Regions from separate parts of the Homo sapiens genome. Here regions 2 and 3 are each linked to region 1. A link is a loop called in an ENCODE intact Hi-C map of the cell type or tissue named here. Cell type or tissue: OCI-LY7. All regions are shown on one strand. Links, peaks and the distances in the headings refer to the core of each region. The heading gives the core; the rest is flanking DNA.

Region 1 (10,127 bases), core at 3,153-8,152:
CAGGGGGTGGGCTAAAAGTTCCAACTCTCTAACTGCAAGGTTGATTCCCTTGGCAACCAGCCCCCATTCTCAGGCTAACCAGGAGCCCACCAACCACCACCTCATTAGGATAGAAGATGCTGTCACCCAGAAAATTCCAAGGGATTAGGAGCTCTGTGTCAGATGTACCTGTCACTGAGGAAATTACAAAGGTCTTAGGAGCTCTGTGTCAGGCCTGGAGATCAAAGACCAAATGTTAAAACCAAAGATTCTTCTAGTGCCCCTACCTACCAGGGTTTTAGGAGCTCAAGAACTGAGGTCAGGGACCACTATATGTATTTTTTATTATCTCGCAATTTCATAAGTAGCTTTTATGGGGAAATGTATAACTACAGTGAAATCCACTGAAGGGGATTCATGAGAATCACAAGATACCCTTCATAGTGCCAAGGGCCCATTGAATAATACAGACCTTGTCAGGTACATTGATTTGAAAGGAAAGTTCTAGTAGGACCAGGCTGAGGAAGTGACTCTACATGGTGAAACAAAAGACAGAACAGAACACTTCTTGGTTTACAAACTACATGAGAAAAAATTAGTCTCTTTTTCACTAGACTTTTGACCAAAGAGTGTGATGGCCAATTTGACCCACTGCCTTACACGTCAAACTGGTTTCTGAATGTCTTTGACCTCTTACCAAAAATCAAACTCACCTTCAAAGGATAAAGATTTATCACCCCTGAGACTACAGACTCTGAAAGAATATCCCCCAGAGTTCCCACAATGTCATGACAGCACTATTGAGACAAATGTATAATCTCTCCCAAGCTGGCCATTTCAAAGAGAGTAACATTTATTTGTGTGGCTATGTTTTAGGATTTGGGTTTAAAATAATCACTGGACTTTAAGGTTGTTTCATTTATTGATGTTACTGCTGGCATTTGTATTTCATCAGCCAATGTCACTATTCTCATGAGTAATATATCCGCTTTTATCACCATCACTCTCCAGACATTTCAACTCTTCAAAATCACTCACAATCTCTCTCCCCACAACACACCCCTCTGTCTGTCACTGTCACCACATTTACCCACTGATTCCCACCATTCTTCCCTGTAAGTTGCACACTGTAATCTTGACAGAATGTTCCCCATAAACTGGAGGAGTTCTGCTCCATTAGCACAGGTAGGAGACTGTTTTCCCAAGACAGGGCTCCCAGATACATCTGGATACAACCAGAATCTGGGATAGTCACGATATTATGTGTGGCTATTTTTCAATTTAATTTTAATTTTAGCATGTATTTTCAGAATAAGAAATCCTAAATTTAATAATAGTAGTTTCAATAGTATATAATATCTTTAAATGAAATTTTTTTTCCTTCCTAGTGGAAGAAATACAGCAAATTCCTCTAAATGGTCATTTTCTTGCAGGAGCAACCAATGCAAGCCTTAAACCAGAACAAGTCCTAGTTTGTTTTTTATTCCTCTCTCTAGAAAGATATGAGATTATAAAGTTTAAAATGTTCACTTTCATCTGTTTGCTTTTGTTGCTTTATTTTTATCTTGGATTGAATACAGCATAATAAAAAGTAGAATTTGTAGCAAATATTGTATATATGCCTAGGTGCAAACAATAACAGATTAGATGTCAATCTGTGTCATTAGAGAATTTCAGGACATTGCATCGTTCTCTTATCCTTCTTCTTCAAAAGCTCTAAAAACCTAGGATCCCTGGAATGACAAGTCATATACTTGAAAGAAATAAATAACCTTATTGTACAGATGAGGAGATTGGGGCCCAAATATGTTTAATTATTTCAACAAAGTTGCACAGTGAATGGGTGGCAGAACCATGACCAAAACCCACCATCAGCCTCAGAGAAGTTAAGTGGAATAAAGAATTATTTATAAAATCTTTTTTTTTTTTTTTTTGAGATGGAGTCTCGCTCTATCGCCCAAGCTGGAGTGCAGTGACGCGATCTGGGTTCACTGCAACCTCTGCCTCCCGTGTTCAAGCGATTCTCCTGCCTCAGCCTCTCGAGCAGCTGGGACTACAGGCATGTGCCACCATGCCTGGCTGATTTTTTGTATTTTTAGTAGAGAGGGGGTTTCACCACTTTAGCCAGGATGGTCTTGATCTCCTGACCTCGTGATCCGCCCGCCTCGGCCTCCCAAAGTGCTGGGATTACAGGCATGAGCCACTGTGCCCGGTCTATAAAATATTTTATTTTGGCTTTACTGCCCAAGATTAATGTTTTCTTCAAACTAATAAGAACTTCAGAGAAATGTACAGGGAACCAAATGAGTTGTGATCATACTAAGATTCTGGTCCAATATGAGCAGTTCGTGTATTCATTGATGGGCAAAATGTGGCTTTGACTTGCTCTTTGTTTAATGGCAATATCTGCTTGCCAACCGAAAACTTGAACAAATGTGGATGTTACTATTGAATCTCTTCTTCAGCTCCAGGTCAGTTCAACCAATAAATGAAAAGCGATGGCTATTGCCAGAAGAGAAGAGCAGCACACTCATTTTGTTGACACCTTCCCCCACTATCATTCACTAATTCGATATTGATTGACACTCTACCGAGTAGCACATGAGCACCAAGGACAGATAAATAGTGACGATTGCCACTATTAACCAGAACTATTGCTAGGTGTCCCCCTGCCCCAGCTATAATTTAGAGGCATGGTGGAATAAATTAGAAGAATAAAATTAACAAAGATTTACTACTGATAACTTGCTCTTGACCAACAGAACCCAATATGCAGAGTCTGTGCTGGTTAATTTTAGGAATGCTAGGACTTCAGAAACATTTGCCAAATGAGAAGGCAGATGATATTGTGAGAATGGTGCCTATGACACGTTCATGAGTTTCCAGGAGGGTGTCTGCAGCCAGGAGTGGGGGCGGGTGGGAAGTTGAAGAAAACGAAGCAGCAGGTCCTGTCCCCTATCACCCATTGAGCATTCTTGCCACCCCCTAGGTTTAACCTAAATCAATTTATGAAAAAAGAATCAGATAAACCCAAATTGAGCAGCAAGCTGCAAAACAACTAGTCTGACTCTCCAAAATGTCAGTGTCATGAACAACAAAAAAGGCTGGAGAGCTTTCCTAGAGTAAAGGAGTCAAGAGAGCTAAGAAGATGACATCTTCACCGCTCCCATGGGGGAGATCGTAAATGCAGTATTTGTGTAATTGGAAAAATTCAAATATGAACTGTATGTTAAACAACACTATTGTTTCAATACTCATTAATAAGTCTCATTATCCTGACAATGATGGTAAGGTTACGTAGGAGAAAGCCCTTGTATTTTAGGAGTTACATGAGGCAATATTTAAGGATGAAGTGTTATGATGTCAATAATTAACTCTTACGTGATTCAGCTAAAACCATCTGATGGGGGTAGCCGGGGTTAGCTACAGCAAGAGTGAGTGTATGTGGCATAATGTTAACTGCTGGTGATCAGTGAATCCAGGTGAAGGGTATATAGGTATTATTACTTATTGTACCATCCTTGAGACTTTTCTGTAGGTTTGAAATTTATTAAAACAAAAAGTCAGCTGGGCGCGGTGGCTCACACCTGTAATCCCAGCATTTTGGGAGGCCGAGGCAGGCGGATCACCTTAGGTAAGGAGTTCGAGACCAGCCTGGCCAACATGATGAAACCTCATCTCTACTAAAAATACAAAAAATTAGCTGAGCGTGGTGGCACATGCCTGTAGTCCCAGCGACTGGGGAGTCTGAGGCAGGAGAATTTGCTTGAACCAGGGAGGTGGAGGTTGCAGTGAGCCAAGATCACGCCACTGCACTCCAGCCTCCAGCGTGGGCAACAGAACGAGACTCCGTCTCGAAGAAGAAAAAAGAAAGTCGTTCTTGTTGTATTCCAGTGAGAGTCTGCTTCAGCTTTCCGACAGGCCTCACATCAGCAAAATGCCCTGGCGGTTATGAATGCTGGAATGACAGTCCTTTTCAAAGACGGCACAAACACCACTGTGGACTTCAGTGTCTATATGGAGGAGGTGGCCCTACTACAGTTGGTGCAAATAAATTCTGTCAGCAGCTTATCAGAAGGTGATTTATTAACTTACACCTCAAACCAAATAAAGGAGCACCGTGTGTTGACCCTACCACAGTTTTGCTTTCATGCTATTTTTCTGAAGTCCCTTATAGGATGAAAACCATGGAGCTCCTCTAATTCATACAAACTTCCCCACGGCAATGAAAATAAAAGTCTGAAGACTATGCAGCAATATAGATTTTAAAAATGGTTTTATACCAATCAACTATATCTTCATAATTGATCATTTATATTAAAATAATGACAGCATCTTTACTTCAGAACCCCGGTGGATATCCTGACATCTCCAAGAAACTCTTAGGTGTCCTAACAGACTTTCTTTTGACCCTACCTCAGGGGATGTACTCATACGAGGTCACTACGTTTTCTGAAAGAACAGAACAGCCAAGTGGAGCTGTGACTGTCTTTTGCCATGGCTTTCCTTTTTAATTTCCAACTGCTGTCATAGTGTCAGCTTTTAGGAAAGGATCAGCTGTGGAAATGCTGTATTCAAGCAATAATCAGAAAATACAATGGAATAACAGTTCCCGTTTATAGTAACAACCAAAAAATAACTCTAGGGATAAAATCAACAAAAATATGTGCAGGGCCAACATGAAAAGAACTTTTAAAATCTATTGGTGAACTTTAAAAAAAGACAAATTTTAAAAGGGAAAGACATAAGCCTTAGCTACAAGGACACAAAATATAACAGTATCAATTTTCTCTTATAAATTAAATATAACACATTCCCAATCAAAACATCAACAGTGTCTTTTAAAAACTTGATTTTAAAGTTTATCTAGAAAGATAAAAAATGTATAATAAGAATAGTCAAGAGGGGAAACTAGCCCTATATAATATTGAAATGTATTCTATTACATTAATACATGTCTAGTAGTTACACATTATAGGTACTGATACAGGAGGAGAAAAACAGACCAACAGAACAATGTAAAGTCCTGAAATAGGCCAGAAAGTCAGGTCTCATTAGAAGCAAAAATGCACTTCAAGTAAGCCATAAAATGGAGCATTTAAGGAAGAATATTGGTACAACTTGCAAGCCATTTTAAAAACAAAGAAACATAAAGCTGTACTTCTATTTCCCACTTTACAATAAAAATAAATTCCAGATTGATTAAAGTTTTAAATACTAAAAACTATACTAAATATATGCATGCATTTAAAAAAATCCATAGCCTAAGGAACATGAAAGCCGGAAGTTATAAAGAAAAGACTGATAAATTTGACTATATAACAGAGAAAAGCATTAGTATAAAAAGAAACGCATTTACAGCAAAAACTTTTCTAAATCAATAAAAAAAGATTAAAAAAACAAAAAAAGAAAAGTATACCCACTGGCAGGAAACTGGAAAAATAAACTATTTTGAGCCTCACTTAGAATTTTTAAAATGAAAATTAAAACAGCAATGAGATACCATTTTCCTCTATTAGATTGGCAACAATTTAAAATGTTGATAGTACCCACGACTGATTAAATTTGACACATTTTTTCCTCCGAGCATACTTTTCATGTAATAAAGTTACTGAAACCAAATACTGTATTCTTAAAAATGGTTAGGGTTACTAAGAAGCCAGCAACAGAGGGCAGCAGAGACCTCCTCTGGGGCGTCCGCGTAGTTCATGTTCCAGTTTTACAAAAGCAGCTTTTTCTCTGCTGTGGTCTCTGAGGTGTCAGAGTGCAGCAAAAGGGAAATGCGTCATCAGTTCTTGTCATCTCATTGGTGACAATGAGTAATCAGGTGGCGGTGGCGAGGTGGTGTCTCTGGGCCCTCTCTCCAGGCCAGAACGGGCACGTCCCACACGCGAGCAAGGCTTCTTGCTGTGCCGCCCGTCAGAGCCAAGTCTGTGATGGCGCCTCTGTTCCAGGTTGTTACAGAGCTGGGCAGCTCCTCAGGAAGTTGGCATTAAAGAGAGCTGGTGTTCAAAATCTGGATTTTCTTTTTTTTTTTTTTTTAACCGAGAGTCCTTTCCCCTCAATAAACTTGACAAAGGAGATCAAGGAAACTAGGAAACTACCAGAAATTCTCATTTGCATTTCCAAGCAAACGCCCAGCAATCTTAGTCATATTAGCTGCATGGCTTTGGGGTTAGAAAGGAGGTGAGGTTGGGAGGGGAAGATAAAGGATAAAATCAGAGTGAATAACACAGAAGAGGTCTAGCCAGCTGCCTTTCCTGCTTACAAGGGGCCACTGGGGCCAGAGCAGGCCTCCTCCCCCGGCTGTTGCGTCCAGGCTGTTTCCCACACTGTAGACCCCCTTCCTCCTTTGGTCCTCTCTGCCCTTCCCTGGGTCTCCCATTTCAGACCTTGCTGTGCTTCCCAGTCCCCCACATGGAACTCAGACTCCAATTTCCATCAGTCAAGGGCTTGCCTCTTCAGGCACATGTCCTCAGCTCCCACTAAGAGGTCCTCAGCTTTAGGCCAGCTCGGCAGACTGGGGAAATGGACGCCTCTGCACTGACCCAGCAATGCTTATCCAGATCAGTGTTCAGGGAGCACCTTTCTCTCTATGTCCTGTGGATGCAGGGTCTGCCTGGTCAACGGCAAAGGTGTCTTTATGCATCTTCGGGAGGTTGGCCTGTTACTGGGTATAGAGTTAGGGAAAGTACAGCCTGAGAAATTAATATAGAATGCATGTGTATATACATACAGACATTTTTGTGCTTTCTTTTTATAAAAGTAAAACATGTCCTTTAATGGACATTCGACAAATACAGAAGAATATAAAAAGAAAATCAAAATCTCCTGTAAACCTACCAGCTATATATGGCCATTGCCAAAGTATTTTTTAAATACTGTATTAAAAACTTGATTCTCATACAAATCTTAAGTAAGCAAATGTCAAAGATTTATTTAACTCGACAATGAGGGAACCAGCAAAATGATAAAACTGGATGAAAGTGAATTTGAGAGACTGAGCATATAGGCATGCCAGCACAATGACGAAGGTTGCTAGTTTAGGTAAAAAACCGGTTAATATCTTACAGGTAATAAAACTGTAACCTTTGAGGTTGCCTTCCTACAGGACAGAAATAATTTGATTCTTTACTAGAAAAGAAAATCTACATGTTCTTATGTAGCTTCACAGAGTCTAGCCCCCAATCAATAGTAAACAAGTTCAACAAAGGAACATTCCCTTAGAGAATGAGATAACCATGGAATGGACTTGCTAGACTGTGTTCCAAAATGCATTGAAAGGCCATTCAGTGAATCTTGTCTATTTTTCCAAGTTTTGGATAATATTTCTTAACATGCTATTATAATTTTAATAGACTTCCTTGTAATTTTAAGGATTATTAGGGTGTATATAAATATGTGAATACATAAAACACATTTTTTATTTTATTATTATTATACTTTAAGTTTTAGGGTACATGTGCACAATGTGCAGGTTTGTTACATATGTATACATCTGCCATGTTGGTGTGCTGCACCCATTAACTCGTCATTTAGCATTAGGTATAGCTCCTAATGCTATCCCTCCCCCCTCCTCCCACCCCACAAAAGTCCCTGGTGTGTGATGTTCCCCTTCCTGTGTCCAAGTGTTCTCATTGTTCAATTCCCACCTATGAGTGAGAACATGCGGTGTTTGGTTTTTTGTCCTTGCGATAGTTTGCTGAGAATGATGGTTTCCAGTTTCATCCACTTCCCTGCAAAGGACATGAACTCATCCTTTTTTATGGCTGCATAGTATTCCATGGTGTATATGTGCCACATTTTCTTAATCCAGTCTGTCATTGTTGGACATTTGGGTTGGTTCCAAGTCTTTGCTATTGTAAATAGTGCCGCAATAAACATACATGTGCATGTGTCTTTATAGCAGCATGATTTATAATCCTTTGGGTATATACCCAGTAATGGGATGGCTGGGTCAAATGGTATTTCTAGTTCTAGATCCCTGAGGAATCGCCACACTGACTTCCACAATGGTTGAACTAGTTTACAGTCCCACCAACAGTGTAAAAGTGTTCCTGTTTCTCCACATCCACTCCAGCACCTGTTGTTTCCTGACTTTTTAATGATCGCCATTCTAACTGGTGTAAAACACATTTTTTTCAAGATCACATTTTATATATATAATCCTACATTCTTTTTTTCAGATAATAGTATATCACAAACATTTTCCTATGACACTAAAGATTTTTCAAAACAGGATTTTTAATGGATATGTGTTTGTTTTTTATTCAAATGGATGTGCTATAACTTATTTAACCAATCCCCATTTGGGGGGACAAATAATATTCTGTAAATACTCTAAAACATAAATCTGCAGATATTTCCGATGATTTCCTTAGAACACATTCCTAAAAGTGGAATTTCTGTCTATTTTTTAGGTTCTTAAAACTGGCCTTTAGGAAGATGGTTTCAATCCATACTCTCAGCAACTGGGTATGAATGCAGCCCTTTCATCACAGCCTTAGCAACACTGGTTATCATATCCTCTAATCTTTGACAAATTTCTCTAAATTAGAGAAAAATTATCTCTCATTATTTGAATTATATTACTTTAATTAGTGAAGTTAGACCTTTTTCAGATGTTTATTTTCCATTGATAACTCTGTTTTTATGCTGATAAAATGTCATAAAAGGTAAAACTAAAGATAGACCTGAAGGGCAAAAATATAACAAAAGGGAAGCAAGAAGCCTCAGGGAAATGTGAGGGAAGGGACTTTGCAGGTGACCACGGTGGCTGGAAGGAGGACTTACAGTCGCATGCATGACATATAGCCATATTCACATGACCCTCAGGACCCCAGGCTAACTTGCTGCTGAACATCCAGGACTTACCAGGACAGGGAGGACAGAGCAGTGTCAAAATTTATTTTCCAAACCAGACAGCCTGATTCTCTTGCTGATCTGCTGTAGCTGGGCTGGTTGTTGGTCCAAGAAGGTTTACAAGATGGCAGAAAAAAAAAAAACAAAACCCTATTATTTGGAAAGCTGCCTGGTGTTCATCCCCAGGATCACTGGGAGATATCTTCAAGGGACAGGAGTAGGCACTGTAACTGTGGTTACATGACATCACAGAATATAAGAACTGACATCCCTTAAAGAGCTTCACTCATGTGTTAACGCCATTTGCCTGAGTGGAGGGAGAGAAAGATTATCCTCACCAGACCTCCAAAGTCATAGAGTCCCAGATCAGTAGAAAACTCTCTTATCTTAGTTTACAAGTTAAAAGTGTTGAAAAGCATGAATTTAATCTTGTACCTTCATTTTGTAGGTTCAGAAACTGATGCCCAAAGTGCTTAAAACAAGCAAACAAAACCTCCTGCCCCAAGTTACTTATGGCAGAACTAGGGCTATAATTCACATCTCCCAGTTTCCCATCTGACACTTGGCCAGCAGTCTTCCTGCCTGAAGGGGGATCTCACACAGGCTGGCTACACAGCCCCCTAAGTTTTATGATGGTGTTAATCAGAGCACATGGACTTCCACTTGCCAATAGGGGAAACTTTTACCTCAAGTGTCCTCTCAGTAAGATCTGTTTCATAAAACATTCAGGTTTTCTCAGAAAAGCAGAGTTCCCCATATGCTAGCTGCCACAAAATCCATCTTCACTCATGCCCCAGTCCCTGCCCTGTCTCATCTTCATCACACCTACCCTCTTTAGCTTCAGGTAGATCAACCACGAGGAAGAAAAGTCCAGTTTAGGCTGAACACAGACTAGTTTGGAAAGGCCTGCACCACGTAGAGCAGGGAAAGGCACGCCCATTTCTTAGCGGATGCTTCCGACTCATAAACACTCCTGCTTGATTGATTTGCTTTGTGTTTGACTTTGTTTTCTAAAAATAGTGTGTAGATTCCCAGAAGCCCCCTTCCCAAGACCCCAGTGGGATGCCCCATCATGCCTCAGGTGGATATTAAACATGCTGTGAGGGAGGCTGTATTTTGTGATGACATGCCTGCCCTAGCAGAAGAGTTCTTCCTGACTGTGGTCACCAGCACCAGGCCACATGCTAAAATCATATAAGTAAATATGGACAGAATTGAGGGTTGGTAATACCTACCAGCCAGACGCAGTGGCTCACGCTTATAATCCAAGCACTTTGGGAGGCCAA
Region 2 (10,127 bases), core at 2,005-7,004, 460 kb after region 1:
GCATGTTTCAAGGTTCATCTATGCTATAGAGTGTACCAGTGCTTCATTACATTTTATGGCTGAATAATACCCTATTGTGTGGATATACCGCATTTAGTTTATTCATCAGTTGATCGAAATTTAGACTGTTTCCACTTTTTTGCTATTATGGATGATGCTGCTATGAATATTCGTATATGAATTTTTATATGGATATATGTTTTCAGTTCTTCTGGGCATATACCTTAGAAGTGAGAGTGCTCATCATATAGTAACTCTATGTTTAGCCTTTTGAGGAACTGCCAAACTGCTTTTCAAAGTAGTAGCATCATTTTATATTCCCACCAGCAGTGTATGAGGTTTTTTTTATTTTTTTGTTTTTGAGACGGAGTCTCACTCTGTCGCCCAGGGTGGAGTGCAGTGGCGTTATCTTGATTCACTGTAACCTCTGCCTTCTGGGTTCAAGCCATTCTCCTGCCTCAGCCTCCCTAGTAGTTGGGAGTAGCTGGGTTTACAGGAGCTCGCCACCATGCCCAACTAATTTTTGTATTGTTTTTTGAGACGGAGTCTCGCTCTGTGGCCCAGGCTGGAGTGCAGTGGTGCAATCTCAGCTCACTGCAAGCTCCGCCTCCTGGGTTCATGCCATTCTCCTGCCTCAGCCTCCCAAGTATCTGGGACTACAGCCGCCCTCCACCACGCCCGGCTAATTTTTTGTATTTTTAGTAGAGACAGGGTTTCACCGTGTTAGCCAGGATGGTCTCTATCTCCTGACCTCGTGATCCGCCTGCCTTGGCCTCCCAAAGTGCTGGGATTACAGGCGTGAGCCACCGCGCCCAGCCAATTTTTGTATTTTTAGTAAAGACAGGGTTTCACCATGTTGGCCAGGCTGGTCTCGAACTCCTGGCCTCAGGTGATCTGACTGCCTTGGCTTCCCAAAGTGCTGGCATTACAGACATTAGCTACTGTGCCTGGCCTCAAGTCCTTTCTCATTTTAAAACTGCGTTATTTTATTTTATTTTTCTGAGATGGAATCTCACTCTGTCGCCCAGGTTGGAGTGCAGTGGTGCAATCTCGGCTCACTGCAACCTCCACCTCCTGAGTTCAAGCGACTCTCCTGCCTCGGCCTCCCTAGTAACTGGGATTACAGGCACCCACCATCACGCCTGGCTAATTTTTGTATTTTTAGTAGAGACAGGGTTTCGCCATGTTGGCCAGGCTGGTCTTGAACTCCTGAACTCAGGTGATCTGCCTGCCTCGGCCTCCCAAAATGCTAGGATTACAGGCGTGAGCCACCACACCCGGTGGGTTGTCTTTTTATTGTTGAGTTGTAAGCATTCTTTTTAATATTCTGGATACTAGTTTCTTATCAGGTACAATCTTTGTGAATATATTCTCCCATTCCATGGATTGTCTTCTCACTTTCTGGATACTATACAGTACAAGTTTTAAATTTTGATGAAGTTCACTTGATTTCTGTTTTTTATGTTATTGCTTATGCTTTTGGTGTCATACCTAAAAAACCATTGTCTAAATCAATTGCCTATGAGGTGTTACCCCTATGTTTTCTTCTAAAGTTTTATGATTTTAGCTCTTTGACCCATTTTGAGTTATTTTTGTGTATGCAGTGCGAGATAAGCATCCAGCCTCATTCTTTTGCACATAAATGTTCACTTGTCTTAGCATTACTTATTGAAAATACTATTTTTTCCCTATAGAATTATTTTATACTTATCACAAATCAACTAACTATAAGGGTTTATTTCTGGACTCAATTCTGTTGCTCTATCTTATGGTAGTACCACACTGTCTTGATTATTGTAACTTCGTAGTAAGTTTTGGAATCCAGAAATGTAGTCCTCTAACTTTGTTGTTGTTGTTGTTCTTCTTTTTTCTTTTGTAGAGATGAGGCCTTGCTATGTTGCCCAGGCTGGTCTCAAACTCCTGGCCTCAAACAATCCTCCCACCTCCACCTCCCAAAGTGCTGAGGGGTGAGCCACTGCAACTGGCCTGTTCTTTTTCAAAATTGTTAGGGCTGTATTGGGTTTACCTTTCCCTAAATTTTCATATAACTGTTAGGATTCACTTGCAAATTTATGTAAAAAGGGCCTCTGGAATTTTGATAGTGATTACACTGAATGAGAGGAGTTTGGCAGGACTGGTTTCCCAAGACCACAAGACCCTGTAAGACCCTGCTGATAAGACAGGATGTGGTAGAAAGGCCAACCCAAACCAGCCAAAACCATGATGGTGACAGAAGAGACCTCTGGTTACCTTTGCTGCCCATTCTATGGTAATTATAATACATTAGCACGCTAAAAGAAACTTCTACAGCACCATGATAGTTTACAACTGCCATAGCAACTTTCAGAAGTTACCCTGTATGGTCTAAAAGGTCCAGACCTCCCCACTTCTTTCCTGGAAAACTCATGAATAAGCCACCTCTTGTTTAGCGTATAGTCAAGAAGCAACCATAAATATAGCCAGTCAGCAGCCCATCAGGGCTACTCTTCCTATGGGGTAGCCATTCTTTTATTCCTTTACTTTCTTAATGAACTTGCTTTCACTTTATTCTGTCAGCATGCTCTTGAATTCTTTCCTGAACCCACTTGACCTCTTGGGCTGAGCCTTAACCTTGGGGTACTTTTGCCTATAACAAACATACAAAGATAAGTTTGGCTGGGCGCAGTGGCTCATGCCTGTAATCCCAGGACTTTGGGAGGCTGAGGATGGTGGATCGCTTGAGCCAAGGAATTTGAGGCCACCTTGGGCAACACGGCAAAACCCTGTCTCTACTAAAAATACAAAAATTAGCTGGGTATGGTAGCATGCGCCTGTAGTACCAGCTACTCGGAAGGCTGAGGTGGGAGGATCACTTGAGCCCGGGAGGTGGAGGTTTCAGTGAGCTGAGATTGTGCCACTGTACTCCAGCCTGGGGAACAGAGTGAGACCCTGTCTCAAAATAAAAATAAATTTGAGGTGTATTGCCATCTTAACGGAAGTTGTTACTGGTGGACGGTATCCAAGTTACTGGTGGTAAATCTGCAGCAACCTCAATTCTTTCCTCCTCAGAAGAAAGAATTTGACTGAGGGGCATAAGGCAGAAGGAGGGACCGAGGCAAGTTTCAGAGCAACAGTGAAAGTTTATTACGCTTTAGGCTGGGCACAGTGGCTCATGCCTGTAATCCCAGCATTTTGGGAGGCTGAGGCAGGTGGATTACTTGAGGTCAGTAGTTCGAGACCAGCCTGGCCATCATGATGATGAAACCTCGTCTCTACTAAAAATAGAAAAATCAGCTGGGCATGGTGGTCCATGCCTCTAATCCCAGCTACTCGGGAGGCTGAGGCAGGCGAATCAGTTGAACCTGGGAGGCGGAGGTTGCAGTGAGCCAAGAAAGTTTATTAAGCTTTAGAACAGTAAGGAAAGGAAAGAAAAGAAGGAAAGTATAACTTGGAAGAGGGCCAAGCAGGTGACCTGAGAAACCAGGTGCAGGGCTTGCCCTCTTGACTTGGGGTTTTATATGCTGGCATACTTCCGGGATCTTGTGTTACTTTTCCCCACTCCTGAGATCTTTTTGAGAAGCTGATGATCAGTCTCAGGTGTTTTCTATTGCGGGGGGGGGGGGCGGGCGGGGGAGCTGCCTGTCCCTGGCACCACCTGTGACCAATTATTACTTTACAGAAACATTTAACAACCGCCTGACCATCACCTGATGGTTGCCCAACACTCTTGGTGTGTGTCGGGGGAGCCCTCTCCTGCCTTGCTCAGACCTGAATGTACCCATTGTAACAAACCCCTTCTTTGTATACTTTGATATGGTGACATTTCTTGTCACTTGCCTCATTGTGAATTTTTATAGATGTGGCTAAGTCATATGCTTCCTTCTGAAAAATTATGTCAAATACTAGCAGTTTCTCACTGTTTTTTGCCCTAGAAACAACAAACTAACCTTGAAGTGAAAGGCCTTTCTGCGTTTATCTTACCTTTTTTGAGCAGCATTAAAACTGTTTTACTCAGACCAAGTGCCGTGGCTCATGCCTGTAATCCCAGCACTTTGGGAGGTTGACGTGGGAGGATTGCTTGAGCCCAGGAGCTCGAGATCAGGCTGGGCAATGAAGTGAGAGCCAGTTTCTACAAAAACATTTTTAAAAATTTGCTGGGCATGGTGGGACATGCCTTTAGTTCCGGCTACTCTGGAGGTTGAGGTGGGAGGATCACTTGAGCCCTGGAGGTTGAGGCTGCAGTGAACTATGATCTTGCCACTGCACTCCAGCCTGTGTGACAGAGCAAGACCCTGTCTCAAGAAAATCCATATAAACATATATAGTGGTTTCTTATATACAACATTTTAAATTTATTGATATATAAAATATGTATTTTAAATTTATATACTATACAATCTGTTATATAAAATTATTTTTATAATATATTTATATAATATATTTTAAATTTAAATATATTTATAAATATATATAAATATATATTGTACACATTACTCAATTTTTCTTTTTCTTTTTTTTTTTTTTTTTGAGACAGAGTTTCACTCTTGTTGCCCAGGCTGGAGTGCAATGGCATGATCTCGGCCCACTGCAACCTCCGCCTCCCAGGTTCAAGAGATTCTCCTACCTCAGCCTCCTGGATTACAGGCGCCCACCACCATGCCCGGCTAATTTTTTTGTATTTTCAGTAGAGACAGGGTTTCATCATTTGGCCAGGCTGGTCTCAAACTCCTAACCTCAGGTGATCCGCCTGCATCAGCCTCCCAAAGTGCTGGGATTACAGGCATGAGCCACCACACCCAGCCTACATTACTCAATTTAACCACGTCCACCTAGTTCCCTAGACAAACTATTGCTAATTTAACTTTTAGGAACTACTGCCATCTTGCGGAACTTTGAGGTTTTGCCACCCCAGAATTTCCTAGCTGCTCTGTTCTTCTATTATGTGGCATAGCAAACACAAAATGGGTCACTTTTTTTCTTTGGAGATGGGATCTTTCTATGTTGCCCAGGCTGGTCTCCAACTCCTAGGCTCAAGTGATCTTCCTACCTCAGCCTCCTCAATAGCTGGTACTATAGGAGACAGCACCACACTGCCCGGGCCTGGTTGCATTTTACTTGTCTAGCTATCGTCTCTTTCCTGTTGACTATCTGGAAATCTCTGATGGGGTCTTTAACAGAAAAAGTCTACTCCTTCAGACCTTAGTTTCATGCCATATACCACATATGACAGGTCTGGGAAGGTCTGGAATGTGTGGATAAAGGCGATGGCAGTGGCTGCTGCCATCATGCTGGCTGCAGCAGGGAGGCATGGCTCTGGGTGCACACTCCACGGAGCTGGTGGGTGCCCCCCACCTTCTGAGTTGGAGCGGGAGCTCCTCGGGTGCTGCTGCAGCTGCCCAAACCCAGCCACCCAGACTGCGGCTGTGGATCTGAGCCCCCCTGTGCTCTTGGAGGAGGGCTGGGAGCAGGCAGGATCTGCCTTCCTGGGTGCAGAGACCAGCTTGGTCACGGACACCCTAACCCAGTGGTGCTAGAGGAATTAGACACACATACAGAAATATAGAGTGTGGAGTGGGAAATCAGGGGGCTGACAGCCTTTAGAGCTGACAGCTCCGAACAGAGAGTTACCCACATATTTATTGACATCAAGCCAGTGATAAGCATTGTTTCTATAGATTATAGATTAATTAAAAGTATCCCTTATGGGAAACAAAGGGATGGGCCGAAACAAAGGGATGGGTTCTGGCTAGTTATCTGCAGCAGGAACATATCCTTAAGGCACATATCACTCATGCTATTGTTTGTGGTTTAGGAATGCCTTTTTGCAGTTTTCCGCCCTGGGTGGGCCAGGTGTTCCTTGCCCTCATTCCGGTAAAACAACAGCCTTCAGCGTGGCCATCATGGCCATCAAGAACATGTCACAGTGCTGCAGAGATTTTGTTTATGGCCAGTTTTCGGGTCAGTTTATGGCCAGATTTGGGGGACTGTTCCCAACACCAGGGTGTGGCTGCAGCCACCCTCCTAGGTGCAGGACCTGGGCATCTCTGCAGCCTGCACCCTGGGGGCCCCAGGAAGGACCCCCTCCCACCCCATCCCGCAGGCTTGGGGGTGTCTGCTCCCGCTGCCTGGCCTCTCTTCACTCCTGGCACCTTCTCCAATCTTGAAGTGGGGTTGGGGCCAAGTCCTGGGGCCTTGAATGGCAATGGGAGGCAGAAGGGGGCAGGTCCCCAGTAAGGTCCTCCTTCAGGCCAGGGAGGGCTGAAGGCTGGGGGTGGGGCTGCCAGTCCTGTGGATTGTAGTAGGGACTCATGGTGCCTCTTCTGGGTGCCCGTGGACAAATTGGCAGCCACTTCCTCCTCTCTGAGGTCCATAAAAGCCCTGGGCTCAGCCAGAGCAGGGCAGAGGATGGCCAGAGGACAAAGAGGGCAGAGAGGTGGTGGGATGACCAGCTGCAGAGAGGAGTACTCTCTGCTGATAGCTGGAGACAATGGGATGGCTGGCTGCAGAGAAGAGCTACCTTCTCCACTGAGAGCTGCAGAGACAACCTGCCAGCAGAGAGAAGCCACCCTTTCCAGGGCCTCCTCTCCACTGAGAACTGAGCACTGGACAGATGACCTGCCTACAGAGAGGAGCTACCCACTGTGGGCCTCCTCTGAGCTGTTCTAGCACTAAATAAAGCTCTTCTTCATCTTGTTCACCCTTCACTTGTCTGTGTACCTCATTCTTCCTGGACGCAGGCCAGAACTCGGGCAAAGGTGCTGCAGTCAGAGAGGTTTCCAGCCAGAAAATTGATACCCCAAAGATCCCGTAACAAAGGTATGGAGCAAAGTGGGGGTAAGGAGGTCTTGGAGGTTGGGGGTGTCAAATCTAGAAGACTTGCTACTTCAAGACCTTCTGAGGACCCTCATAGGTTGGGGTGGAGGTTTCAGTGCTCTGAGCTCTTCTCTAGCCAGTATATCCCTTCCTCCTCCCCCATGGCTTATGCCAATCCTTTAGGAGTCATTACTCTTTTTTTTTGGATGGAGTTTCGCTCTTGTTATGCAGGCTGCAGTGCAATGGCATGATCTCGGCTCACTGCAACCTCTGCCTCTCGGGTTCAAGTGATTCTCCTGCCTCAGCCTCCTGAGTATCTGGGATTACAGGCATGTGCCACCATGCCCGGCTAATTTTGTATTTTTAGTAGAGATGGGGTTTCTCCATGTTGGTCAGGCTGGTCTCAAACTCCCGACCTCAGGTGATTCACCCACCTCGGCCTCACAAAGTGCTGAGATGACAGGTGTGAGCCACCGTGCCCAGCCAGGAGTCATTACCCTTTAGTCTACCCAGACAGAGGGTGGGGAACTTGGACCACAGATTGTATGTCAAGGAAAGCCAACCACTGCTACCACTACCCCCTACTAATGTGGAACTAAAGCAGTAGTTGACATCCACCTCTACAAAAGGCCATGAAGGTTTTGATTGGCCCTTCACGTGCACTCAGTAGACTGCAACCAATCAGGAAAGAGATTGTAAGACGTGTTTATTCTACCACCATCAACATGCCCTCAGTAACTGTGTGTAGGAGGAAGTAGAAAATGCTGAGTACAAATATCTGCACTGCACGCCATCTCCCCTCTGTAACCTGATTCAAATGTTTCCCTGGAGCAGTAGGATAAAAGTTACAGTTTTACTTCCTGGGTCTTTATTCTACCTTTACCTTCCAGACCTAGATCAAATACTTCCTCCTCCAAGGAATGTCTGACTGATTGTCCCTTCTTAAAGCCCCTGTGGCACCAAAGTGAAGCCTCACTGTGGCATCACCACCCCCTGCCCGCAGTTACAGATGCTACACGATGTCATACTGAGATTCGGGCAATGGTAGCCCGGGGATCAAGAGCAAGGGGTTCGGAGTCAGAGAGACCCACGTTTGAGCCCTGAATTCTTGCTCATAGCTTTGGGATGGTGGCAAGATTCCTTGCCTCTCTGAATCTGGGTTTCCTCATCTATTGAATGTGGATAATAATGCCAGCTAAGGCTGGGAGTTGTTATGAGTTCATCAGAGAAGTTTAGAAATGGTAGTACCGGTCGCCATAGTTACTATGGAAAGCAGGTCACTTTGCTTTCCAATTGTGCCCAATTCAGGGCTTTGAATTGCCTGCTAAATATTTAATATTATTGAATCAAAGTTGAAAGAGTTAATATACTTTATGAACAGAGTGAGAGAAAGTGATAGTTTCAATAAGTTGCCTCCCTAAATGGCCCAATAAATTTAATATTTATAATAAAACAACTAAATAGAAGACCAAGACTTACGGCTTGTCTTTCTTCCTTTTTAAGTTATTTTCCAGAAAATAATATTTATATTTTAAGTTAAAGTAACTGCAAATTGGAAACCACAGGGGGAGCCCCAGGCTGGGACAAATAATGACTAGCCTGGTCCCAACAGAACAGGCAAAGAAGGTGGTCCCTACACTCTTTATGGTCAGTTGGGGCCCCCTCCTCACTCTGCTGCAGCATTCTAGGGTCAGGGCCCCACCTTCCCTGGAACTGGGGTAGTGAGTAACCCAGCCTGCTGTGCTCCGGCCCCCCTTTCCCAAGAAGGTTTTTTTTTTTTTTTTTTTTGAGAGAGTCTTTCTCTGTCGCCCAGGCTGGAGTGCAATGGCACGATTTTGGCTCACTGCAACCTCTGCCTCCCGGGTTCAAGCGATTCTCCAGCCTCAGCCTCCTAGTAGCTGGGATTACAGGCATGTGCCACCAAGCCTGGCGAATTTTATGTTTTTAGTTGAGATGTGGTTTCACCATGATGGCCAGGCTGGTCTTGAACTCCTGACCTCAAGCAATCTGCCCACCTCAGCCTCCCAAAGTGCTGGGATTACAGGTGTGAGCCACTGTGCCTGGCCAGGACTTGTCTTTTTCTTTTCTTTTTTTTTTTGAGAAGGAGTCTTGCTCTGTAGCCCAGGCTGGAGTGTGATGGCGTGATATCCGCTCACCGCAACCTCCACCTCCTGCCTTCAAGCGATTATCCTGCCTCAACCTCCCGAGCAGCTAGGATTACAGGTGTGTGCCACCACGCCCAGCTAATTTTTTGTATTTGTAGTAGAGACAGCGTTTCACCATCTTGGCCAAGCTGGTCTCGTGATCCGCCTGCCTCAGCCTCCCAAAGTGCTGGGATTACAGGCGGGAGCCACTGCACCTGGCCCCAGGACTTGTCTTTCTTAAGCACAGAAGTTCTCTGAATGATGCCTAGGACATGGAAAGGACATTTTAATACATTTGCTAATCAAAGCATCATAAATCTTGCTTTTTTTCCCCATAGATAAAACATCTTTCTAAGACTCTGTACCTCTTTCCAGAGTGCTGCACATTTGAGTTAGCTTAATTATAGTGTAGTGACTTTGATCCAAACTTGCTGGTTTAAATCTTGGCTCTTCCAGCCGCTCACTGTGTGACCTTGGGCAAATTAATTAACCTTTCTGTGCCTTAGTTTTCACATGTTAAAGCAGCAGTCATAGTAATAGTATTTATCTTACAGTGTTGTTGGGATGGTGAAATGAGTAAATATTTGTAAATGCCCTGGCACATGGTAGTTGCAATATTAGTGTGCAGTATTGTTTTTATGATTAGAAATAATGTCTTCAAAGTCTCACTTTCCTGCTGGTTTGAATGTGCTGTGAGAACACATACTGTCAGTTTTGCCTACCACAAATTTGTTGAGTCTCTTGCAGGTACCTCCAAATGGGCTTGTAATTCACCATCCCCACTTTTCTTTTTTTTTTCCTTTCTTTTTCTTTTTATTTCTTAATTTCTCCCACAAAGACTGAAAGTGAATCCCCACTTTTCTTTTATCTTTTAAAAATTTTATTTGTGGGCCGGGCACGGTGGCTCCATGCCTGTAATCCCAGCACTTTGGGAGGCCAAGGAGGGTGGATCACAAGCTCAGGAGTTCGAGACCAGCCTGGCCAACATGGTGAAACCTCGTCTCTACTAAAAATACAAAAAATTAGCCGGGCGTGGTGGCGCATGCTTGTAATCCCAGCTACTCGGGAGGTTGAGGCAGGAGAATCACTTGAACACAGGAGGCAGAGGTTGCGGTAAGTGGAGATCGCTCCATTGTTTATTTGCATGTGGACATAAGAAAGGGTTAACATGGCCGACAACTATTTCATGAG
Region 3 (10,127 bases), core at 3,145-8,144, 190 kb after region 1:
CAATTTGATGAATATCATTACTTTGCATTTTTCTTCAGCAAATTCATTTGTAAATTATTAGATCAACAGGCCATTCACTGTTATCTAAAGTACAAAATGGCAATGAGAGCATAATATTCTCTAGGAAGTAATTGAGAAAGGGAGACATTCCAGGAACAGGAAAATATTGGTACGTCTTCAGGGTTACAGATTTGGTTACAGGTTTGCTGTCTCCTTATTTTACACGCTCTGCCTGGACCATGTCATTCACTTCTTTAACTTGATAGCCATTTGTATGATGATTTCTATCTTTACTTTTTGGCTTAGAATGCTTTCTTAAGGGAAAAAATGACAAGAACCCATATTTTCATCTACTTTCTGGATGTTTTGCACTTACAGAGCCCACAAGTATTTCAAATTCAGTATATCCAAATACTTTATCCGTTTGCCACCCCCGCTTTTTTTTTTTTCCATATTTCATATTTCAGTATCATTATCTACTTTAGTTTCCAAGTTTTCACATTCCTCCTTGACTCCAGGCCCTGCTGAGTCTGGCCTCATATCTATACAGTGTTTCTCCTCTGTATTGGCTCTGCCACCACAGTAGTTGAAACTCTCATTTTCTGCGATGAGAGTAGTCTCACCGAGCACCTAGGAGGCAGTCCAGGCTCTTTAGCATGGTGTTGGAAGCCCTTAATGATCTGCTACAGCCTGGGCCTCCAGCCTCCTCTCCTTCCACAGCATGTACTCTGCACAGTAGCCATACTGTCTTCTTTTGGATCTGCCCCCATAGTGTGTTCTCTCAAGTTTTTGGCACCTTTGTCCATGTCCTCTGTGTTTAGAATGCCTTTCTCCATCTCATCGTACCTCTGTCCTGCCACACTGCACTTGACATCACCCCTTTTTAAACTCTTTATTTCCCCCTTTTTAACTCTTTTAGGGTTTTCTCTAAGACCTAAGTCCTTCCTCCAAGTACTCCCCAAGCCTCCTAAGTCACAGCTCATTTAGTTTGTCATTCTTTGTGCTGCTGCAACTGTAGCACCTACCTTGTATTTAAACAGTTTTATTATTTTGTTTATTTGAGACAGGGTCTGGCTCTGTCCCCAGGCTAGAGTGCAGTGGTACAATCTCAGCTCACCACAACCTCTGTCTCCTGGGTAGCTCAAGCCCACCTCCCATTCAGCCTCCCAAGTAGCTGGGACTGCAGGCGCACGCCACTGCCTGGCTAATTTTTGGATTTTTTTGTGGAGATGAGGTCTCACTATGTTGCCCAGGCTGGTCTCAAACTCCCGAGCTCAAACAATCCACCCACCACAGCCTCCCAAAGTGCTAGGATTATAGGCATGAGCCATCGCGCCTGGCCTGATTATTGATTTAAACATCTGCCTTCCTAGAAAACTGTGAACTCCTAGAAGAATGATTTTGTCAGGTTTGTATCCCCACATTTAGCCTGGAGCTTGCTATAGTAATCTCACAGTGTGCATGTTGATGATTTTAGCATTTGTTGTTTTAGGACTAACAATGCACACCGTTTCTAACTTCTGTTTCTCCTCAGCCTTTGCTTCTACATACTGGAATGGGACGGTTATGCACACTGGATGAATCTGTCTCCCTGGCAACCATGATTGATCGAATAAAAAGACACCTAAAACTATCTCATATTCGCTTAGCCCTTGGGGTGGGGAGAACCTTAGGTAAATATAGCTCCTTCATCTATCCAGTATGCCTACTGTTAACATTGGACAAAGATCGAAACTCTTGGTTGTATTAATATGTGATAGAGAATGTGTTAGCAGCTCATAGGAGATAATTGGTTTACGTTATTGATTAGGGTGGGCCAGGTTCTGATGTGGAATACATCTCATTGACTTAATCAATGAGATTTATTTCTCTGTCATGCTATGTGTTCATTTCAAGTTGGTCATTGTAGGAAGTCTGACCATTGTAGACTGGTTGCTGTTGCAGAGGGAGGGAGTTTTGCAGGGTCTTAAACCATCAGTTTAAAATTCCAGGAAACATGTTAATTTCTGCTCAACTCATTTTCCAGAATTAGTCATGTTGCCCAATACAAGCAAGGGAGGCATAAAGTGCAGTCTTACCATGTGTCAGGAAGAGAGCTGGAATCATGATTGCTACAATTACAACATAAACTTTGCACTTATAAGACTGGTAATATTTTCTAGTGAGGTGCTACTGAGTGATCTGATCCATTGTAGTTTCTAAGTCTTGTAGTTTTTTCTTCTGGCCTTTCCTGGTACTTTTGAGAACAAAAAGAGTGAACAGACATTTGTTCAACACCTTCAGTGAGCCTAGCACTGTACTGATTGTCTGTCCTAAGTACGTGAGCTCCTGCTGGCAAAAGCAGTGGGGTACAGCGGTTATAGGTGTGGATTCTGAGCTTAGACAACCTGGCTTCAGATTTGTCTGTCCTGTTTGCTGCATGTCTTTGACAAGTTTATGCCCTCTGTGTCACAGTAGCCTCATCTGTAAAAACTGCATTAATAAAACCTAACTCAGAAGGTGGTAGTATAATCCATGTGACATGGCACAGTGATTGGCTCACATTAAGTATAAAGTGCTAGCTGTTGTTAGTTTTGTGGTTGGTACTATTTCTCCCATTTTATAGGTGAACAATTGTGGTTCAGAGAGATAAGTAACTTTATTAGTTCGTTCTCACGCTGCTATGAAGAAATACCTGAGACTAGGTAATTTATAAAGAAAAGAGGTTTAATTGACTCACAGTTCTGCATGGCTGGGGAGGCCACAGGAAACTTACAATCATGTTGGAAGGCACCTCTTCTCAGGGTGGCAGGAGAGAGAATGAGTGCAAGCAAGAGAAATGCCAGATGCTTATGAAACCATCAGATCTCGTGAGACTCACGCATTATCACAAGAACAGCATGGGGGAACTGCCCCCATGATCCAATTACCTCCACCTGGTCCCGCCCTTGACCCGTGGGAATTATGGGGATTATATTCAAGGTGAGATTTGGATGGGGACACAGAGCCAAACCATATCAGTAACTTATCTAAAAGTCCAGTTAGATCAAACAACCCAAGGGAGTTAGTGTCCAAAGAAAATGGATAGCAGAGGTGGGATTTGACTTCCAAAATAACTCCAAAGCCCCCTCTTTGAGATACCCTGCTGCTGAACTGGAGTGTCCACTAAAGTGTTCATTTTAGAAACCCAAGTGCTAAATACTTGGATTTTGGCTCGAAAGTTGCTGTTATTTCACTTTCCAGAGGATGCTTTTTGAGAATAAATAGTATATTTAAAAATAGTGCCAAATCCATTTGTAGCATTCCTCTTTTTATAGTCCTTTTAGTTCCTTAGCTTCCTCACCTGAGAATAGAGATAGTACTTGCTTACCTCTCACTGTTGTCTGAAGACCCAGGTGAGATTATTTTACCTAGCACTGTTGCAATACAGCCTAGAGCTGCACCATTAGTACTATTCAGTGGTTTGTGAGTTTGTGCAGCCATGTCCAAAGGAATAACGGTGCCCCCTTCAGCAGCACATATACTAAAAATTGGATGATATAGATTAGCATGGCCCCTATGCAAAGATTACACGCAAATTTGTGCATTGTTCCGTATTTTGCGCAATTTACAAAGGTTGTTGAAAAAAAAAAACACAACAAAGGAATAATAACCATGCCTTGGGTTAGCTATGCAATATCAAAGAATGACCTGTTTGCTTATATTAAAACATGTTTTTTTTAAAATGCAGTAAGAACAATTCATATACTGGTGATGAGACCAGGAGTGAAATCTGTATTATGTTTAGGATTCTTGGTACAAATTATAATAGTAAAATGAAAGGGAATTGTAAAGTATTGGTCTCTTGTTTCCTCTGTTTTGAAGAGTCTCAAGTCAAAGTCGTGGCCCTGTGTGCTGGTTCTGGGAGCAGCGTTCTGCAGGGTGTTGAGGCTGACCTTTACCTCACAGGTAGGACAGACTTTGGATCTCTCTTGGTTTATTTTTTGCAAAATCAAAAATGGCAAATTTTAGGACAGTACCTGGCACATAGATGATACCTAATTAATGTTTTCTGAACCTGAACTAAACAGAAACTACAACAGAACTGGGGACTTACTGCATTCTTTGTGGAGGGATGAAATCATTGAACAGTTTATTACATTATCTCAAAAGTTAATGGTCAGCATTTATTTTACCTACATTCTTCCTAAACTGTCCCAAACCTCTCAGATTTCACATCAGTGGGATACTTTCTACCCTGTCACCTTAGCTAGGAAATGGTTCCTTTTACTCAGCCTAAAGCCAATCATCAATTCCTATCAATTCAAGCTCCCAAATCTTTCTAGAATCTTCCCCCTTATCTCTATCCAGGCACCATCTCCTACTTGAAGTACAGCATCAACCCTCTAATGGTATCTTCCATATACTCTCCTGAAATTAACTTTTCAAAGTGCAAATTTGATGGTCTTGATTAAAAAGACTTCAGTGATTTCCTTCATCTGTCTGGTGGAGCCTGAACATTGCATCCCCTTTCCTGTACCCTTTGCTTATGCTGTTTTCTCTGGCTAGAATGCCTTTTCCTTGTACTCCTAGTGATAAGTGAACACCCCCTCTGAGAAGCCTTCTCTGACACTGTCCTGCTCCTGCCTCTTGTGGGTCCCTATCACTTTGTCCTTGACCTCCAATGTGCACTTCTGTTGGATAGTAATTGTCTGGCTGCTGGGCCTTATACTTTCTCATTTAGGATACTACCTAATAGGTCCTGGCTAATTTTTATTGAAAGAATTACTTTATGTAGTTACTACTCAGGAATATGGCCAAACATGGCCCCTTACACCTCCAAAGGATTTGGAGGCATTTTAAGGGGTTGCCACTTTGTTTACCTCCTCCTTCTTAGGGTTAGGAGAGAATGAGTTAAAGAATTACTTTTCCCACTTTGAGGACCAGGCTCTAGGCTCTTAGCCCTCTGGCCATTCCTTTGGCTACTTCCATGCTTCCCTTGCCTCCCACACCCACACTTTGTTATATAGCACACTCTCTTACAAAGGCTGCTGCACTCAAAGCATTGTCACATCCTGAAGTACCGAGGAGCAGCATCTGAGCAAGCCTGATGGAATTGCTCTAAACCAATAAATTGATTTAAAAAAACAAAACATGTATGTGACTATTACTTATTTTATATTTTCTGAAGATAAAAGATTTTTGTAAGCCCTTAAATTTCTACCAGATTAAAGTGAAATTTCAATATGAATATCTTACAGTATTGTGTCTGGCTATTTTAAAATTCATTTTAGCATTTTACTTAGGAATTTCAGACCTATGCAAAAGTTGCAAGAATAGTATACTGAACTCCTATATGCTCTTCACCTTGGTTACTATGGTTATATTCTGCCATATTTGTACATTCCCTATGTGCATATTATATATGTGTCTATACACATTTGTGTTTGCATGTATAGATACATAATATATACAAGTTAAAATATGTTCTATATATATATTGATGTATTTCCCCTAGGACCATTTTGTAATCAATTGCAGACATGACAATTTCTTTACCTCTCAATACTTCAGTGTATAGTCTAAGAACAAAGACATTCTAAGTCCATGGAACAATTATCAAACATGGGAATTTAATATTGTTAAAACACTTACTTGATATACAGTCCATATTCACATTTTCCCAATTGATAAAAGCTTATAGCATTTCTTTTTCTGATCCATATCCAGCCAATGATCTCACATTGCATTTAGTTGTTGTTAGTCTCCTTCAGTCTGGAATAGTTTCTCAGCTTTGTCTCCATAGCATTGACATTTTTAAAGAGTATAGGCTCTTTGTTTTGTGCTTCTCTCTCAATTTGGGGTATCTGTTTCCTTATACTTTTTTAAAAACTAGTTTTTTAAAACAATGATAAAGTATAATGATACGTGCATAAGATAAATTCAAGCAGTTCCAAAATGTTAAAATGTCCTTCCTATCTGGCTGTGGGGAGAAATAGAAAATATATTATCCGGCTAGCATTAGCTGTCTCTGGTCTGTGAGGCATCACTTTTGAGTATAACTTCAGAGATGTGAAGCCCCACCTAAAGGACCTCTGCTGAACTTCATCACGCTTCCTGTGAGCCTGAGGCCGTGTTCTCATTGTATTAGGTTGTTAAGGGTAATACCCCGTAAGACCAGCAGATGGGGAGCCTGCTCCTTGTAAATTAAGTTCTCCCATTTGTCTTTTCATTCTCCATTTGCTTATTCTTTCCCAAGCTGCCATCCTGGGCCAAGCTTTTCTTTCCATTGGCTTCAGCTATTATTGCAGGGTCTTCACTGATTTCCCCCCTTTCATGCCTTCTCCAGCCAATGAATTTGTCACAGTACAGGCAGCCAGACTTACCTTTCCTAAAACAAGGCTTCCAACTGGGCCATCTTAGTGTCTTTTTCTTGCTTTTTACTTCTACTATTATAGATTAAGATGTTTTAAAAGGTGCTTGAATAAAAACTGTTCCTTATAATGAGATGACACTTATTAGGAGGAGATTGTGGGGAACTAAAAAATTCTGGAATTAAGAAAACTCATTTTTTTACTTATAGGTGTTTTCTTATGGGAAAATTAAAAGAGAACTCATTTTTTTCCAAGAACCCTTTTTTCTTAAATTTATATGCCCTTCTGTCTCTAAATACAGTTCAAAATTGTACTTTTTAAAGAACAAACCTAATTGTACACAGTACAGTTTTGCTCTTAAATTAGAAGTCATCAAATTCACAAACTGCATTTTAAGAAATTCAGAATATTAGGCTGGACATGGTGGCTCACGCCTGTAATCCCAGCACTTTGGGAGGCTGAGGCGGGCAGATCACTTGAGCCCAGCAGTTCGAGACCAGCCTGGCCAACGTGGTGAAACCCCATCTCTACTAAAAATACAAAAATTAGCCAGGCATGGTGGTGGGTGCCTGTCATTCCAGCTACTCGAGAGGCTGAGGCAGGAGAATCACTTGAACCCAGGAGGCAGAGGTTGCAGTGAGCTGAGATCGTGCTACTGTACTCCAGCCTGGGTGACAGAGCAAAACTCCATCTAAAAAAAAATTAACAATATAAATTAAAAATTCAGAATATGAATTTTCCCCAAATCTTTTCACAACAGATGAGATTCCCTCCAGAGTTTCTAGGGATTTTGCTTAAGTCAAAGAAAAATACTTTGTTTTTAACCTGGAAGTAATCTTAAATTCATTTCATCCTTATATATTAGACTAAGTTGACGACAGAAATACTGGTGCTTACAAAGCATAAGTCTGCTGGGCAGTATACATATAATTTCCTCCAGAGGTATTTATTACTTACATAAGAGGCAAATTTTCTGAAGGCCTCATTTTACTTGGCAGTGATCATTCATTTTACCGTGGAAACACTTTGAATGGGTGTTTACAGATCTGGTTCTGGCCAGATATGTTGGATTGGATAATTGCCTTGGGGTCTGCTAAGGAAAAAGAAGTTGGAATTCTCAGTGGGATGGATTTTATTTTTATATTTTCAAGATAGTCTTACTCTGTCACCCAGGCTGAAGTGCAGTGGTGCAGTCTCGGCTCACTGCAACCTCCAGGCCCTGGACTGAAGCTATTCACCTGTCTCAGCCTCCTGAGTAGCTGGGATTACAGGCACGCACCACCACGCCCAGCTAATTTTTGTGTTTTTAGTAGAGATGGAAGTTTCACCATGTTGGCCAGGCTAGTCTAGCACTCCTTAGCTCAGGTGATCTGCCTGCCTAGGCCTCCCAAAGTGCTGGGATTACAGGCGTGAGCCACCGCGCCCAGACTTTTCTCTCTTTTTAAGTTGGAGGACATAAAAGAAAACTGTACACTACTTTCTAGATTTATATGTAAAACAGTTCTGCTCTATTACATTCACTTCATATAGACTACAAACTTGGTATTTCTGCTTTTGTGTTTCCTCATTCCACAGATTCCATATTTAGCATTTAAGAATTTGCTCTTCCCTTTTTGGTAGGTGAGATGTCCCATCATGATACTTTGGATGCTGCTTCCCAAGGAATAAATGTCATCCTCTGTGAACACAGCAACACTGAACGAGGCTTTCTTTCTGACCTTCGAGATATGCTGGATTCTCACTTGGAGAATAAGATAAATATTATCCTATCAGAGACTGACAGGGACCCTCTTCAGGTGGTATAATTGCAGAAACATCAGGATAACACATTCTACAAATCAGCTGGATGCCAACTTAAATTTGTAACATGAGTCAGTGGGACTGGTGTGCTTCCAGAGAGTGTCTTCGAGGGTATCATCATTTCCGGTTTGTTAATCTTATTCACCAAATGTTCTATCGCTCGTAAGGTAAAACTGTAATATAACTACCATATTAAATAACAAATGTTCATTATAAACTCTAGGAAAGATTGAATAAAATCTGTTTACTTAACATTCTTTGGAAGGAGCTCAAGTGATTCTGTCCTTAGTTTAATTGTAGATGGGATGGATCCATTTGGGTATCTCTGCCCTTGGTTAGTTAACATTATGCTTGAAAAACTTGGGCTTGAACACTTCTAGGTAGTAGCCTTTTTGCAGTGATAAGAAGTTCTGTTTGTCCTTGTTCCTAGTTCTGCCTACATTCCAGTCTCTCACCTAAATTTCAGAATCAGAATGAGATTTATCAGGATGTTGTTTTGAAAATATGTATACACAATCATTATTCATATTACTGTTACTTTATTGCTTTTTAGATGACTTACCTGTAATTTTTTTTTCTTCCACAGTCCTTTGTTCCCGATTTCTGCTCTGTCACTTCCCTCTCCTGGCAATGAACTTGGCTGCCGCAGGCAGGGGGCAGGGCCAGGGAATGAAATTCCAGAGCAGAAAGAACAAAGTCAGATATCTCAAAATATCATCCTGCCCCATTTAATCTGGGCCTTTTATCCATGTGGATGCCCCTTTCTAAACAGCACCTGCGCTGGGCTGCGAGGCCCCTGCCTGCCTGCTGCTGGTTGGGCAGGGCAGATACACCTTTCTCCACCTGAGGACTGCGTTCTCAGGTAATCTGGCTAAAGCAATATTCCCTCCATTTTAGGCATTCTTAGATTGCTTTTATGATTTGTGCTATTTTACCATACCACATGTAATTTTTACTTCATGCTTTTGTGTAAAGCAACTTTTTCTCTTTTTGTTTATTTTTTATTGTGGTAAAATTCACATAACATAAAATTCGCCATTTTATTTTCCTGCCCCCCCCTTCCAAAATTCACCATTTTAAAGTATACAATTCCGTAGCTTTTAGTACATTTACAGTGTTGTGGTACTGTTACCACTACAGTTCCAAAGCATTTTTCATCACCACAGAGGGAAGCCCCCATTAAGTAATAATTCCCTCCTCCCATCCCCTGGATCCTATTTCTATGGATTTGTCTATTTTGGATATTTTCTATAAGTGGAATCATAAACATGTGGTCCTTTGTGTCCGGCATCTTTCACTTATGTTTTCTCCATTACTGCCGCCTTTTGTGTTTGATTTTTTTTCTAGTATTTTGACTCCCTTATTTCCTTTTAAGTATCTATTTTATCTTCTTACCTATCTTTAAAGGAAATTTTATGTGACATCCATTATAACTTAAATATTTACTTAATCTATATTAAATACAGGATTATTAAAATACAAAGGAACACTGCTCAAAAGAAATGTCATTTTTTTTTAATGTCATTTTTTTTTTTTTTTTGGAGACGGAGTCTCACTCTGTTGCCCAGGCTAGAGAGCAGTGGCATGATTACAGCTCCCTGCAACCTCTGCCTCCCGGGTTCAAGCGATTCTCCTGCCTCAGCATTCCAAGTAGCTGGGATTACAGGCACACGTCACCATTCCCAGCTAATTTTTGTATTTTTAGTAGAGACGAGGTTTCACCATGTTGGTCAGGCTGGTCTCCAACTCCTAGGCTCAGGGGATCCGCCCACCTCATCCTCCCAAAGTGCTGGGTTACAGGTTGAGCCACCGTGCCTGGCCTGAAATGTCATTTTTAAGCTTAGTGTCTAATGACATGTTTTGTGTTGTTTTGCTGATTTAATAAATAAGGCCAGATACTGACATGAAACAGTGGTTTAGTAATCCCTTATCTACTCCAGAAAGCTGAAGGCTGAGGAAGGACATGCACATTCCCTCACAGGTGTCACATGAAAA

What was found. Hi-C counts contacts between places; a loop is a spot of excess contacts. Peaks named below come from ENCODE experiments on the same cell type or tissue, not always from the same donor. Only the 100,000 strongest peaks of a DNase experiment are listed, where the experiment ranks them.
Region 2: it touches region 1 in a loop (7-fold over the local background); 19 of 110 quality-filtered maps call a loop at or near these places.
Region 3: a loop joins it to region 1, with 7 times the contacts of the local background. A loop is called at or near these places in 18 of 110 quality-filtered maps.

The regions. Positions count from the first base shown.
Region 1 is chr2:200,707,482-200,717,608 of GRCh38, forward strand. It overlaps LINC01792 (long intergenic non-protein coding RNA 1792), which reads right to left. Exons shown (of 3, transcript NR_037886.1): 2 at 8,854-8,936; 3 at 4,824-6,649. It also overlaps the pseudogene AOX3P-AOX2P and the pseudogene AOX3P. Among named protein-coding and RNA genes, the nearest start is that of LINC01792, 23 kb to the right of the region's middle. RefSeq lists an enhancer at 5,634-5,913. In OCI-LY7, for the core only: a CTCF peak has its summit at 5,639 (motif pointing right); a DNase peak (open chromatin) is centred at 5,750; H3K4me3 peaks cover 940 bases; H3K27ac peaks cover 1,030 bases.
Region 2 is chr2:201,172,689-201,182,815 of GRCh38, forward strand. CFLAR (CASP8 and FADD like apoptosis regulator) reads left to right here. Exons shown (of 10, transcript NM_003879.7): 10 at 1-3,999. Among named protein-coding and RNA genes, the nearest start is that of CASP10, 5.4 kb to the right of the region's middle. In OCI-LY7, for the core only: a CTCF peak has its summit at 4,878 (motif pointing left); a DNase peak (open chromatin) is centred at 4,843.
Region 3 is chr2:200,895,542-200,905,668 of GRCh38, forward strand. NIF3L1 (NGG1 interacting factor 3 like 1) reads left to right here. Exons shown (of 7, transcript NM_001369441.2): 5 at 1,535-1,673; 6 at 3,844-3,927; 7 at 7,953-8,384. The coding sequence ends at 8,137. It also overlaps the pseudogene RNU6-762P. Among named protein-coding and RNA genes, the nearest start is that of NIF3L1, 11 kb to the left of the region's middle. In OCI-LY7, for the core only: CTCF peaks have their summits at 6,114 and 6,317; a DNase peak (open chromatin) is centred at 6,100.